Regions from separate parts of the Homo sapiens genome. Here regions 1, 3 and 4 are each linked to region 2. Evidence: chromatin contacts called from ENCODE Hi-C or POLR2A ChIA-PET data. All regions are on one chromosome and are shown on one strand. Each heading gives the region's core, a stretch centred on a gene start or an enhancer-like site at or near the end of the contact. The rest is flanking DNA. Distances are from core to core; before and after follow the strand shown.

Evidence for each region. Hi-C counts contacts between places; a loop is a spot of excess contacts on that map. ChIA-PET counts read pairs that join two places held with the same protein, here RNA polymerase II (POLR2A). Pooled maps may share reads with other maps.
Region 1: a loop to region 2 is called in a pooled map, with 15 times the contacts of the local background. The contact joins the promoter of EIF4E here to the promoter of AIMP1 in region 2. A Hi-C loop is called at or near these places in 1 of 37 single-sample maps with no recorded cell type and 6 of 50 pooled maps. POLR2A ChIA-PET finds 5 or more read pairs at or near these places in 1 of 52 experiments (A549).
Region 3: a map of CD8-positive, alpha-beta T cell shows a loop between it and region 2 (21-fold over the local background). The contact joins the promoter of TRMT10A here to the promoter of AIMP1 in region 2. A Hi-C loop is called at or near these places in 3 of 168 maps with a recorded cell type or tissue (CD8-positive, alpha-beta T cell and naive thymus-derived CD4-positive, alpha-beta T cell), 1 of 37 single-sample maps with no recorded cell type and 10 of 50 pooled maps.
Region 4: a loop to region 2 is called in a map of B cell, with 22 times the contacts of the local background. The contact joins the promoter of H2AZ1 here to the promoter of AIMP1 in region 2. A Hi-C loop is called at or near these places in 2 of 168 maps with a recorded cell type or tissue (B cell and naive thymus-derived CD4-positive, alpha-beta T cell), 4 of 37 single-sample maps with no recorded cell type and 12 of 50 pooled maps.

What each region holds. Positions count from the first base shown.
Region 1 is chr4:98,927,782-98,930,768 of GRCh38, reverse strand. EIF4E (eukaryotic translation initiation factor 4E) reads left to right here and starts at 1,636. Exons shown (of 7, transcript NM_001968.5): 1 at 1,636-1,674. The coding sequence starts at 1,657. RefSeq lists an enhancer at 43-1,242.
Region 2 is chr4:106,315,039-106,317,861 of GRCh38, reverse strand. AIMP1 (aminoacyl tRNA synthetase complex interacting multifunctional protein 1) reads right to left here and starts at 1,312. Exons shown (of 7, transcript NM_001142416.2): 1 at 1,268-1,312. TBCK (TBC1 domain containing kinase) reads left to right here and starts at 1,653. Exons shown (of 26, transcript NM_001163435.3): 1 at 1,653-1,931. RefSeq lists enhancers at 1,104-1,353, 1,844-1,903, 1,984-2,073.
Region 3 is chr4:99,562,576-99,565,319 of GRCh38, reverse strand. It overlaps TRMT10A (tRNA methyltransferase 10A), which reads left to right and starts at 1,281. Exons shown (of 8, transcript NM_001134665.3): 1 at 1,281-1,407. It also overlaps a transcript of MTTP not described here. RefSeq lists enhancers at 1,203-1,262, 1,613-1,742, 978-2,177.
Region 4 is chr4:99,948,543-99,951,578 of GRCh38, reverse strand. H2AZ1 (H2A.Z variant histone 1) reads left to right here and starts at 1,304. Exons shown (of 5, transcript NM_002106.4): 1 at 1,304-1,411; 2 at 1,839-1,916; 3 at 2,193-2,306; 4 at 2,639-2,768. The coding sequence starts at 1,409. It overlaps H2AZ1-DT (H2AZ1 divergent transcript), which reads right to left and starts at 1,085. Exons shown (of 4, transcript NR_125923.1): 1 at 899-1,085. RefSeq lists silencers at 714-923, 964-1,013, 1,674-1,723, 1,804-1,893 and enhancers at 835-1,439, 1,384-1,473, 2,514-2,563, 2,045-2,650.

The sequences.
Region 1 (2,987 bases), core at 387-2,886, 7.4 Mb after region 2:
AAACATATGAACAGGCAATGGCTTTGAGTTCTCATACAGCCTCAATTATGTGTTAGTCAACTCAAGCATCCATTATGTACTCAATAATAGGTATGACACAGCTCTGGACCTCATTAACACTATAAGCAGACAGGCACAGGCAGCCTGCATACACTCCTTTTCCTGGTGTCAACATTATTTAAAAGCATGGGAAATAGTAATGAGACAGTGTCTTCTTCATTAGAACCTTAGGAGTCTACTAGATTTCTTCATCTCTATTTGTTGTTATTAGTAGCCAAACTGTGCAAAAAACACGGTCTTGAGAAATGACAGCACAGTATCTTAGAGGGAAAGGAAATGTAGGATGCCAGTGTGGGGACAAATTTCTGATTGCCAGTGATTGTTGTGAGCATAACAATAATTTCATGAACATTAAAGCCTCTATTGAGGGCAGCTGCAGTTGTAAAGGAAAAAAAATGGTCCTGAACATTTAAAACTACACTGGTGTACATCATAATCAAACAAAGTAAACAGAAAAAAATTTAAACTTTGCTAAAAAAAAAAAGCAGAAGCACTTGATCTTTAGGAAGGCACGCAGTTGCTTATTATGAATCATTTCTAGAGTCCGATGCATTTTCAAAGCCGGTTACAGTCATTACGAAGCACACCCTTGTGAGGTAAGTGTATCATCACCTTTGGTTCATAAATAAAAAAGCTGAGACGCCGAGCGATTAAGTCACTCGCCTAAGGAGAATGAGTCAACGTCAAGAGTCATAGTTGACCCGGCCTAAAGACTCCAGACCATCAGTCCAGGGCTTAGTCAGCGGGGCCCGGAGTGGCTTCCCTGGCTGGCATCTGGACTTAGGCTATTTCCGTGCACGTAAAAGCGGAATATTGGAACGGTTGCACAGAACTTCCAAATAATTTTTACCGCCACGCAAGATTTAGCCCTGAGGTCTTAATCTCAGGATTTGGGACAGTAAAAGCTGTCGTCCCTCCCCCTCGTCCAGCCGGTGGCAAGCGGGTACTGCGGGCGGTTCCGTCCGTCCCCTTTCGCAGAAATGGCAACGAATGACCACCAGCATTAGCTGAGCCAGGGGACGTGGGAGGGTTGATTGCCTAAACGACTCTGCATCGCCGCCTCTTTTTGAAACTAAGAGAAAATGGTGGGAGATCAAAAGAAAACTAAATAAACACACAGGCAACTTGTCCTGGGACCTCAACTAAGCAAATGAAGCCTTATTGTGTGTGCTGAGCCTGCAGTTCCCAACCTTCCGGGGAAGATGGGAGGACAGGGCGACAAAGGGCACAGTAGGCTTGCCTGGCAGTAAGTGTGACCGCAGCTATCCAGGCGGAAGAGCAGAGGACTGAAACCACCCTCCAGCAAGCGAGTGTCCGCCGCGTTGAGAACCGCGCACCCTACCCATCGGCCACGTGACCAGTCCTTTTTAAAAAAAATTTCTTTACCTTAAAAAAAAAAAAAAAAAAAAGGTGGGGGAGAGACTCCACTTCCCAGAAGCCTCTCGTTACTCACGCAGCCGCAGTCTTGCGCAGGTGCCGCCAGGGCCAAACGGACATATCCGTCACGTGGCCAGAAGCTGGCCAATCCGGTTTGAATCTCATTTTTTTCCTCTTACCCCCCCTTCTGGAGCGGTTGTGCGATCAGATCGATCTAAGATGGCGACTGTCGAACCGGTGAGTATTGCCTTTGGCCCCCACCCCCACGGGTCCCCGCGCTCCGTCTTCCTTCTGACTGGGGGACTCCGCGGGACGGCGTTCCCGGCGCGCACTGTACCCCTTGCCGCCCCTTCCCCTTCATGTTGGACCTGACCTCCCGCGGACAAGTGGGGACGTCCCGGAGGATGGCCGAGGCGGCGTGTAGCGCACACTTTCTGGTGGGGGCCCGAGAACTGGGGGAGCGGTGTGGGGGAGGGGCGGCGTGGCGCCTCCTGCGGAACCGCGAGGTGTCTACAGGGTGGAGGGTAGCTGGGGTTCTGGGCTGGGTATGCGAGGATGGTGTCTTCATGATAGGAAGGCGCAGGGCCGGCTCCCAGCGAGTACTGGGATCCGCAGGCAGGGTGGGCGGCGAGCCGGCCTGGAGTGAGATGGAGGAGGGAGCCCTGGAGCAGCCTTTCCCTCCCTGCAGAACCCCAGCTCCGGGGCTCGGGTGCGGGGCGCGCGCACGTCTTCCTTAGACCGGTGGACTGGGGAGCTGGTGGGCGAGTGTTGCCGGAGGGTGGGTTAGGCGGGAGTGGTGCCGCGGCACGCGCGGAGGAGCTTCGACCTCGCTTAGGGGAGTTGAGAGGGGCGAGCGTCTGTTAATCCAGCGCGCCGGAGAGTTGCCGGTGTTTGCGCCAGGGGAAGCGAGAAAGGTCTGGGGTGGGAAGGAACACTCGTGTGTCACGGTGAAGCTCTCCAAGTAGAATGAGGGATGGTGGTGGTGAGAAGGGGTATCACATTGTCCTCGCCCCTCCATGCTTGGGACTGGGCTGTCATGGAGGAGGGAAGGGGGAGGAGCGAGGCCTACAGATCGCTGTAGCCGGTCGGCTTGCCGGCCGGACCTGCTGCATTTCACACGCGCCCGTCTTCCATTCATTCATCCTTTCCGCGTAGTGCGCACGCCTCAGAGAATGCGAATGGGTCTCAATCCCTCTGTTCTTCCGAGTCTTTATCTCCTGGAAGATTTCTGAGACGCAGTTTATTGGAAATAGAAACTTTTAAATTTACTTTTCCATTTGACTTTTTTTTTCTCTTTATCTATGCTACAGACTTTCATTTCAATTTAGGCACCATTTTAAACTTAACTGAAGCAAGCTGGTCCCAGGGTAGGTTTGTAGTTAATCTTTAAGCAGAGGGTATATTTTTCATAATTTGGGTTTGCCAGGACTGGCTCACTGAAACTTCTGGGCCCTGTTGCCTTTTTAGAAACGACACAGCTAAGTGAAGATATCTTGTGTGCATAATGGGGTTTATTAGCAATCAGAAAACCTTTCACACTCTGGAACCAG
Region 2 (2,823 bases), core at 63-2,562:
CCTTGTCATTAAATACCTATAATATACCCTAACCTTTGCAATCTTGACAGATGTGATTTCCATTTTATAGACAGATCCAGGAAAATTACATGACTTATCTGAATCCCTTCAAGTACCACATAGCAAAGCCATGATTTTAACTTGTGTTTGCCACTCTGAAACTCACACTGGAATTCATTTTTCAAGTGTCCTCCAAAGCCTAATTAAATAAAATTAACCCTGTCATCTATAATACTCTTACATATCCAAATTAAGTGCATCAAGAATATAACTGGCCATTTCTTACCACCCATAGTCAAACCACCATTATGCTTCCTCTGGATTATTGCAAAACTCTTCTTATTGGTCTCCTTTCTCCTACCACGTCCTCCTCTGTGTATTTTCCTTAAAGAGTGACCCTCTTAAAAGGAAGTCAGAGCCCATCACTCTACTGCTCAAAACGCTCCAAAGTCCTATTTCATTTAGAATAAAAGTTAGATGTCCTCAAGATCTTCATGACCTGCTCGCCTTGATTTAATCTCCAGTGAAGGACTAAACCCTTCACTCAACTCTGCCCTACAGGCCTCCTTGCTATTCTAGCACGTTTCTGCTTCATGACCTCTGCAATGGCTGGTCCCTCTGTCTGACTGCACTTTCCCAAGATATTCGCGTGGTTAAATCTCCCACTTCTGTCAGCCCTTTACTTAAAAGTCATCTTTTCAGCAAGACCTTCCTGTGTCACTTTATACCCTTCTTCCCTGCTTTACGTTTCTCTTCAGGACTATCACGACCTAAAATACAGTATGTTTCTAATTACTTTGCTTAGTATGTGCCTTCCTCTCTAAAATGTGAGCTACAAGTAGACACAGATTTCCGTCTGTTTTGTTCACTGCTGTTCACCTAATGCCTAGAACGGTGTCTGGAATAGAGTGGGCGCTTAATAACTATTCGCTCAATGAATAAATTCCTGTCTTCACCCTCCTCTCCCCCAAAGCACCTAAGTCCTTTGACACACACATTCACATAACAGTAAATACGCTTAGGGATCGATATTTTTCTGTAGCATTCTTAACTTAGGCCTGCATCCCATTTCTCAAACGTGGCTCCTTTAGAAGGAAGTCTCAAACTCTTTCCTGTTTCCTTAGGCCAGGGCTGGTCCTGCTGCGAACGGACTACCCATTAGCAGCGCAGGCCAGGTCCTCTCTCCTGGAGGCAAGTTAGAGAAGGAAGACCCCTACGATCGCAATCGGCGATCCCCGAGTGAGTGACCCGCCACGACGTCACTCACATGAAGCGGAGGACCACGGGTTCCGAGACAGCCACAGCAGGAAGCATGTAGGTCCAGCCACCCGCGTACTATAGCAGTGAGAAAGGACCCAATGAGGTGTCCTTGCTGAAAGCCTGAGTGTTCTACAGATTCAACCCTCAATTCTTTCTTCCTCTTCCTGTGCTCAGTCCCATTAACCTGCCATACCACGCTCCTCGTCTTCCATTCCCTCACCCAGTATTTTCAATCGACCCCCCCCGTCCCCCCGCACCTCTTTCTCTCTCGCTATATGTCCTTTCGTGGCCAGTTTGGGCAAGGGGAAGGACACCACAAGTCGGGGTCTTTCCTCAGCGTTGGGTCGCGGTGGCTGTGAGGGCGGAAGAAAAGGCCAGGCTGAGGGGAGGGTAGAGGGTGAAAAGCTCGGATCTGTGTTTGGGGAAGGCCAGGCTTGCGCTCCTCGCCGGGTTCCGCGAAGGTTAACCTTGGCTGACTTGGCTCGCGAGCAAAGGGCAGCGTCTGAGCTCCCGGCGTTCCAGGAGTGGCCTCTTTTGTAGGAGCACCTGAAATGCAGCGTCTGGTGCACTAAGCCGTAGCGGCAGCAGCAGCCACAGCGACAGCGCTGGGGCCCTGTGTAGAAGCTCCATCCCCCTTGTCTTTGTGCTTGCCTGCGTCCCCAGACTCAGAGGCAGGTATTTGGGTAATCCAGTTTTCCGTGTCGTAGTGGGTGGGGTCTGTGGGAGGTAGAGGACTATCAGGAGCAGTGAGTGGCCCCGCATGTCTTCAGAATAGATAGAGAACCGAGCTGTGGAGCCGCTTGCTGATAGGTACTGTCTCCATCCCTAGCTACAGCCCGCCTTTCCTGTAAATCAGGTTCACCTGAGTCGTTTGGGAACCGTAGGCTTAGTAATCGCTCTGTCACTGCCTCAAAGGAAGGCTAAAGGAGGTTAGAGAATCTAGAATCCGCCCCTCCATTACTCACCTTGGAGGCAGAATTTTGCTTTGGTTTGTTTCTGGCCCTCGAGGTTTAGTCAGTCGTCAAAGTGTAACACCCCCTTGAGCAGTAGGAGAAAGTGAAGCAGAGGAAGGAAGTTACTTGAGGATTGTCAGTGGCTGCTTTTCAAGGATCCCTGTCCTGGTTTCTATCTATTTGAGACAAAAATAACCTCTTGAGAGAATGTATATATAAAATAAATGAATTAGTATCATTTTCCTGTTGAAGAAATGTGAAATTTTATTCATGATAAAATCGGCGTCTTTTGCCCTATTTTTTACTTTCTTTCCCCATTCGAGTCGTTTAAAACTCTAAGTTCTTTGAGGGCACAGAGTCTGACTTGTTCATTATCCTTTGCCCACCAGCTGGAAAAACAACTGACTTAAAATAGGGGCTTCAAAATATTTGTTGAATGAATGAATTTTCAAGCCCAACTGCTTGCACTGCTGTTTCCCTCATCTAATCTCTCATCTCTACGTTTTTTTTCCCCCGGTAGTTTTCTTCCACTCACGAGGTGTAAGTGAATGTATGTGTGTGTATTTTTGTGTGTGAGCCTTTTTATGTACAACCATTTAAGAGGTAGTGG
Region 3 (2,744 bases), core at 32-2,531, 6.8 Mb after region 2:
TATGAAGTGGTTTTTTTTGCTTTAAAACTTTGTTTAAAATATCTAAGGAGGCCAGGTATTAACTCTGAAAAAACTGTATAATTATTTATAAAACAGATCCCATAGGAGCAACTGAACAGCTGTGGAAAGATTTGGCACATCACTTTGCCAGCCTGAATTTAATGACCTACATGTGAAGGGCTACATATCCAATTACTAATCCTCCCTCAGCTACTCTTTGCCCTCATATGGAGGCAGCTGAAAAAAGATGCCCTACTAACAGATCAGAAGTGGATCCAGACTTTTTTGCCAGTGCTCAGTTAACAAAGATCTTTTAGGTTTGAGATGAGGAAGAAACAGAAGAGGGACTCACAACAGTGTTATAGCTGATACAGTGTTTCAAGTAAAATTTAAGGGCTTATGGCAAGAGTGACTTTAGTTTTGTAACTAAAGTCAAAGAAATTTCGGCTCTTTTAGAGAATCTCAAATTCTGGATTTAATTTTCTATTCACTGAAGCCTTTAAACATGTTCAAATATCTTCAAGGATAATTTACTTCAAAATTCTTTCTATATGAGAAGCCAGTCTTCTATTCAAGATGCAAACCTCATTCTTACCTTCAAATTCTGCAATAATCACCTATTAGAAGTAGAGGAGAAAAAAACTAAATAGAAAATGACAATCTACGGGGTTGTATTTCATTTCTCTCTCAGTTGACATGATCTATATATAGCAAAAGATTATATAAGGTCAAGTATTATAAACAATGAAATGTCATCTGATGTTTTGCAAAACAGCATAGGAAAAATAGCTCAAGGAATGAATAAAGAGTAAAGCTATGGCTGTTTTACTTCAGCCATAAAAAAGCCTTACAGATTCTAAATTTAAATGCATTTTATTGTGAATCTGACTCACTTTTTGAATTTAATTTTCCACTTGAGTTATGTAAAATCATGTGATATGGTAATTTTCTGTATAAATTAAAAATAATATAGGCAAGAGATGTTTTTCTCTCATTTTCAACACAGAAAAATTAGGAGCCTTTCTTCGTTGTTTTGCATTTTTAACAGTGGGACTATCTTAATTCCTTCATCCAATACTCACAAGAATATATGAATGAATACACGTCTGCAGGTACACACTTAATTCTTGAACGGGAAAAAACAGACATCACTGTAACTACCTCCCACTCCCAAAACACTAACTCCAGACCCCGCCCCGCATAAACCCCTCCCCTTTCTTCCATTGCGGGTTCGAAATGGCCGCAGTTCGATGACGTAAGACGCAACCGCCGTAGCCTCCACTGCGTAACTACCGCCCCTGCCTCTGGGAATTGAAGTTTCTGTGGAAGGAAGCGTGAGCCGTAACCAGGCCAACCCAGAAAGGCTTTCTTTCTGAGATTTCACTTCCCTGTCAACTCTTCAGCTCGGTAAGTGTCCTGGCACTGGTTGGCGCTCCCCCGCACTATGGTATTCTCTGGACGCAAAGGGGCGCGTGCCATGCAGCCCCCTACTAGCAACAAGGGCTTCCGGGGGAGAGGGGAGCAGTGGTGTGGAAGTGGTTTCCTGCGGCGCTCTTGCTGAAGGAAATGACGTCGATGACAGGCGCCCCCCGCGGCCTACCCAGCTGCTCCCTGGTTCGCCAGAGACAGCTTAATCCCGTCTCTGAAATGCGTTTGCTGGCTGGGAGCCTAGAAGGGATAGTGGGCGAGGCTCCGCCCCGTGGTGGGGCGCTTTCCGTCGGCGTGTGTTTTGGGGTTGCCATCGGCCCGTAGTATGTGAAAAGTGAGTTTGCAAAGAATCAGTGGGAAATCTGTACTCTAAAGGGCCGGAAAGCGTGTTATGGCCCTGCCACTTCGTGGCTAGAGACCGTGGGCTTTACCTCTTTAAAGCTGCCTTACCTCATTTTTCCTGCAAAGGGCTGACGTCGCTGAACTCTCTGAAATGTAGAGAGCCCGAGGGGAAGTTGCTGCAGGTGCTGTGAGCTGAGGACAGTTTTATAAAGATCGAAGTGTTACTTGATTTCACTGAAATACTTTAAATTTGGGAATTTTTCTACAGATATGAAGAGGATGGCAACACATTACTTGTCACTTTCTGAAAGAATTTCATCTGCCCCTTCCATTCCCAACCCTCTGCCCAAAAGGCTTGACAACTGAAGTGAACAAAGGGCTTTTCGCTCCTCCACGTTTAGTCCGCATGTCTTTTAAAAGGGCATTCCTGGCCGGGCGCGGTGACTCACGTCTGTAATCCCCGCACTTCGGGAGGGCAAGGCGGGTGGATCACCTGAGGTCAGGAGTTCGGGACCAGCCTGACCAACATGGTGAAACCCCGTCTCTACTGAAAATACAAAATTAGCCGGGCGTGGTGGCGCATGCCAGTAATCCCAGCTACTGGGGGGGCTGAGGCAGGAGAACTACTTGAACCCAGAAGGCGGAGGTTGCAATCAGCCGAGATTGCGCCATTGCACTCCAGCCTGGGCAACAAGAGCGAAACTCCGTCTCAAACAAACAAGAAAGGCCGGGCGCAGTGGCTCATGCCTGTAATCCCAGCACTTTGGGAAGCCGAGGCGGGTGGATCACGAGGTCAAGAGATGGAGACCATCCAGGCCAACGTGGTGAAACCCCGTCTCTACTAAAAATAACAAAAATTAGCTGGGCGTGGTAGCGCGCACCTGTAGTCCCAGCTACTCGGGAGGCTGAGGCAGGAGAATCGCTTGAACCCGGGAGGCAGAGGTTGCAGTGAGCCGAGATTGCGCCACTGCACT
Region 4 (3,036 bases), core at 55-2,554, 6.4 Mb after region 2:
CTTCGGCCTCCCAAAGTGCTGGGATTACAGGTGTGAGCCACCATGCCCAGCATAGAGTATATGTTTCAAAATGTTCGTCACATTGAAACTATTCAATTATGTTAAAAAATGTAATACACTAAAACACTGCAAATGAGATTGAGACACTACTGTCCCCAAGCAGCTGGAGATGTACATAGGTGTTAATAACCTACTAGTTGGAAGGATAGTACTGTGTGTACAGTACCATTACTTTAACCTCATCATTTGCAACTGATTGCATTGCATGGACCCTCTAACTGCCTGAAAATCATGTCAGAGTTACTCCATCGACATTTGCCGAACATTTGTCATGTGGCAAAATACTTACTGTAGAAAAGTTGACACATAATAGCTCTGAGGTTTCACTAAATGAGCTTTACACACCAGGCTACAGGTACAACCCATTGATGTGTAGTCTCCAAAAAATATGGTTTATGATTTGATTAAAGAATACTGCCTCGCCAGAAGCTCCCTAAGTATAGACAAAAAGGGTTTCGTGACCAGTGAGGTGACTTGGCTTCACCGTTTGCTGTCACAGAACTATTCCGTGGAGGATTTCATAAGTAGTGAGGGAGAGGTGGAAGACCCGGCTGAAAATAAAGTGGGAGCAGCGGGTCGTGATCTGTTGGTGGCTGGGGACTCGCCTAGACGGAAGAAACACGGAATCTCTACTAAGGCTGTGGAAGGCGTCAGGGCAAACCTCAGACTCCTCTCACTGGACGCGTTCGCGCCACCTGTCAGACGGGAGGAGCCGCCAGGGATTGAGAGGGTAGGGAAGGGGTGTCCGGGGCCCCGGAAAGCGGCTGCGGGTCGCAGGTCTCCGCCCGAGAGGCGCTGGGAATGGGGCTGGGAGTGGTGGGGGCGGCGTGCTACATACCGAGGAGACTTCACGTGGTCTCTAGAGCCCTGCTAGGGGACCCGGGACGCTACCGCGCGCCCCTCCCCTGAGGTCTCAGCTCCTCCTCCCAGGCACGTGATCGCAGCCGGCTGGTAACTGCGCTCCTGCAGCGTAGCTCGCTCTGTTTCTTCCCTCCCGCCGCGGTGCCCTTCTTCTCCCCCGTTCCCATCCCTCCGCCTTCCCCCGCCTCTCCCCCCACGCCCCAATCGCGGCTTGAGATTAGAAGCGCCCGCCCCTCCACCCTTTTCTTCGCTTGCTCATTGGCTGAAGTCTCAAGGACGCGTCCCGAGGGCGGGTGGCAGCCATTGGTGGGATGAGCAATCCGAGTTCCCGGATGAGGGAACATTCTGCAGTATAAAGGGAGCAGGGAAGGCGGGAGACAGCGCAGTTTGAATCGCGGTGCGACGAAGGAGTAGGTGGTGGGATCTCACCGTGGGTCCGATTAGCCTTTTCTCTGCCTTGCTTGCTTGAGCTTCAGCGGAATTCGAAATGGTAAACTTCGCAGAGACGCTCGATGACTCCGCGGGTTTTTGCCGGCGAGAGAAAAACCCGTTACACAGAGGGATGGGGGTGAAGTGGCGACGGTTGGGAACGCGCGGAGACAGGATTTAGAAGAGTGGGGGGAGGTGTTTTGTCGGCTGCTAGCGGAGCAGCCTCGGATCTCGCGGCGGGCGGCGACGGTTGGGTGGCGCGCGCAGCGCCGCTGGGGGCCGGCGGGCGGAGGCGCGCGGCCGTGGCGAGCGCGCGGCGGGGGGCGAACGGGCGGGGTCGCCCCTGCGGCGCGCCGCGGGCCGGAGACCCCGGCAGGGTGCGGGGACGCGCTCGCGGCGGGACGCGCCGCGGTGGGGGATGGGCGCGCCGCCTTGGTAATTCTATATTCTCCGTTCCTCCTCCGCTCGCGGGCGTGTGCGCGCCGCAGGCTGGCGGTAAGGCTGGAAAGGACTCCGGAAAGGCCAAGACAAAGGCGGTTTCCCGCTCGCAGAGAGCCGGCTTGCAGGTCAGTAGTTGTTCGTGCAGTCTGGGAGTCATGATGTTTTTCTTTGCATTTCCTTTTTTGTTATTCATCGCTCTCGATGGGCGTTTTGTGTATGCGTGGGTGATGCGGTGTCGCGACTTGGGCTGCCCATACGATAAATATGGGGGGGAGGAATCACGTGTTTCGATGTCGGGACGCGTTGCTGCGCCCGTGCCCCTTGCTTTGGCGCGCATATAATTTCCCCATCTCTAGTTCTCATTTTTGTGCATTTATGTTTGTGTATGCTTAAAATTTAAGTTCCCAGTGGGCCGTATTCATCGACACCTAAAATCTAGGACGACCAGTCATGGACGTGTGGGCGCGACTGCCGCTGTGTACAGCGCAGCCATCCTGGAGTACCTCACCGCAGAGGTAAATGGGTGAACGCCTATAATCCGGAGAAGGTTTGGGGGGCGGGGAGGCGGCAAGAGGGAAGGAGGAAAGTGATGCAAGAAAACTCCCAGGCCCTGAACGCGGCGAGAGGCCTAAGAGAACGCTAGAGGGAGCTGGTGTTCAACAAGGATCCTACTGAGCTTGAGTTCTCTGCTCTTGGAATTAAAATTGCGTGCCCCCTGTATATCTTGCCAGTCAGATAGTGAGGAACGATTCCAGTTGGTAGATCTGCGTTTGTGAGGGTTTTATTCTGTTCTCTGAATCTTGGCCAAAGGAAAGTTGGAAGGCAACTGACAGATTCTGCCTTTTAGGTACTTGAACTGGCAGGAAATGCATCAAAAGACTTAAAGGTAAAGCGTATTACCCCTCGTCACTTGCAACTTGCTATTCGTGGAGATGAAGAATTGGATTCTCTCATCAAGGCTACAATTGCTGGTGGTGGTATGTTAACTTCTAACATTTTAAAAAATTTCTTCAGAGGAAGGAATTTTTTGCTGCTTTTAATTAGTTTTTCCAGGAGAGGAAATTTAAGTATATTTTCAATGATGGAAGTATGGTTGTATCATGAAATTTGATTTATATGTATAACTCAATGAATTTTTACTTCATACTTGAGCTGCATGTTTTTAAAGATACCTTTCAAGTTGAACAGTATACACTTTCTTGGTTTCAAATACTGTGATTTTTTAAAAAATCTTAAGTAGAATTA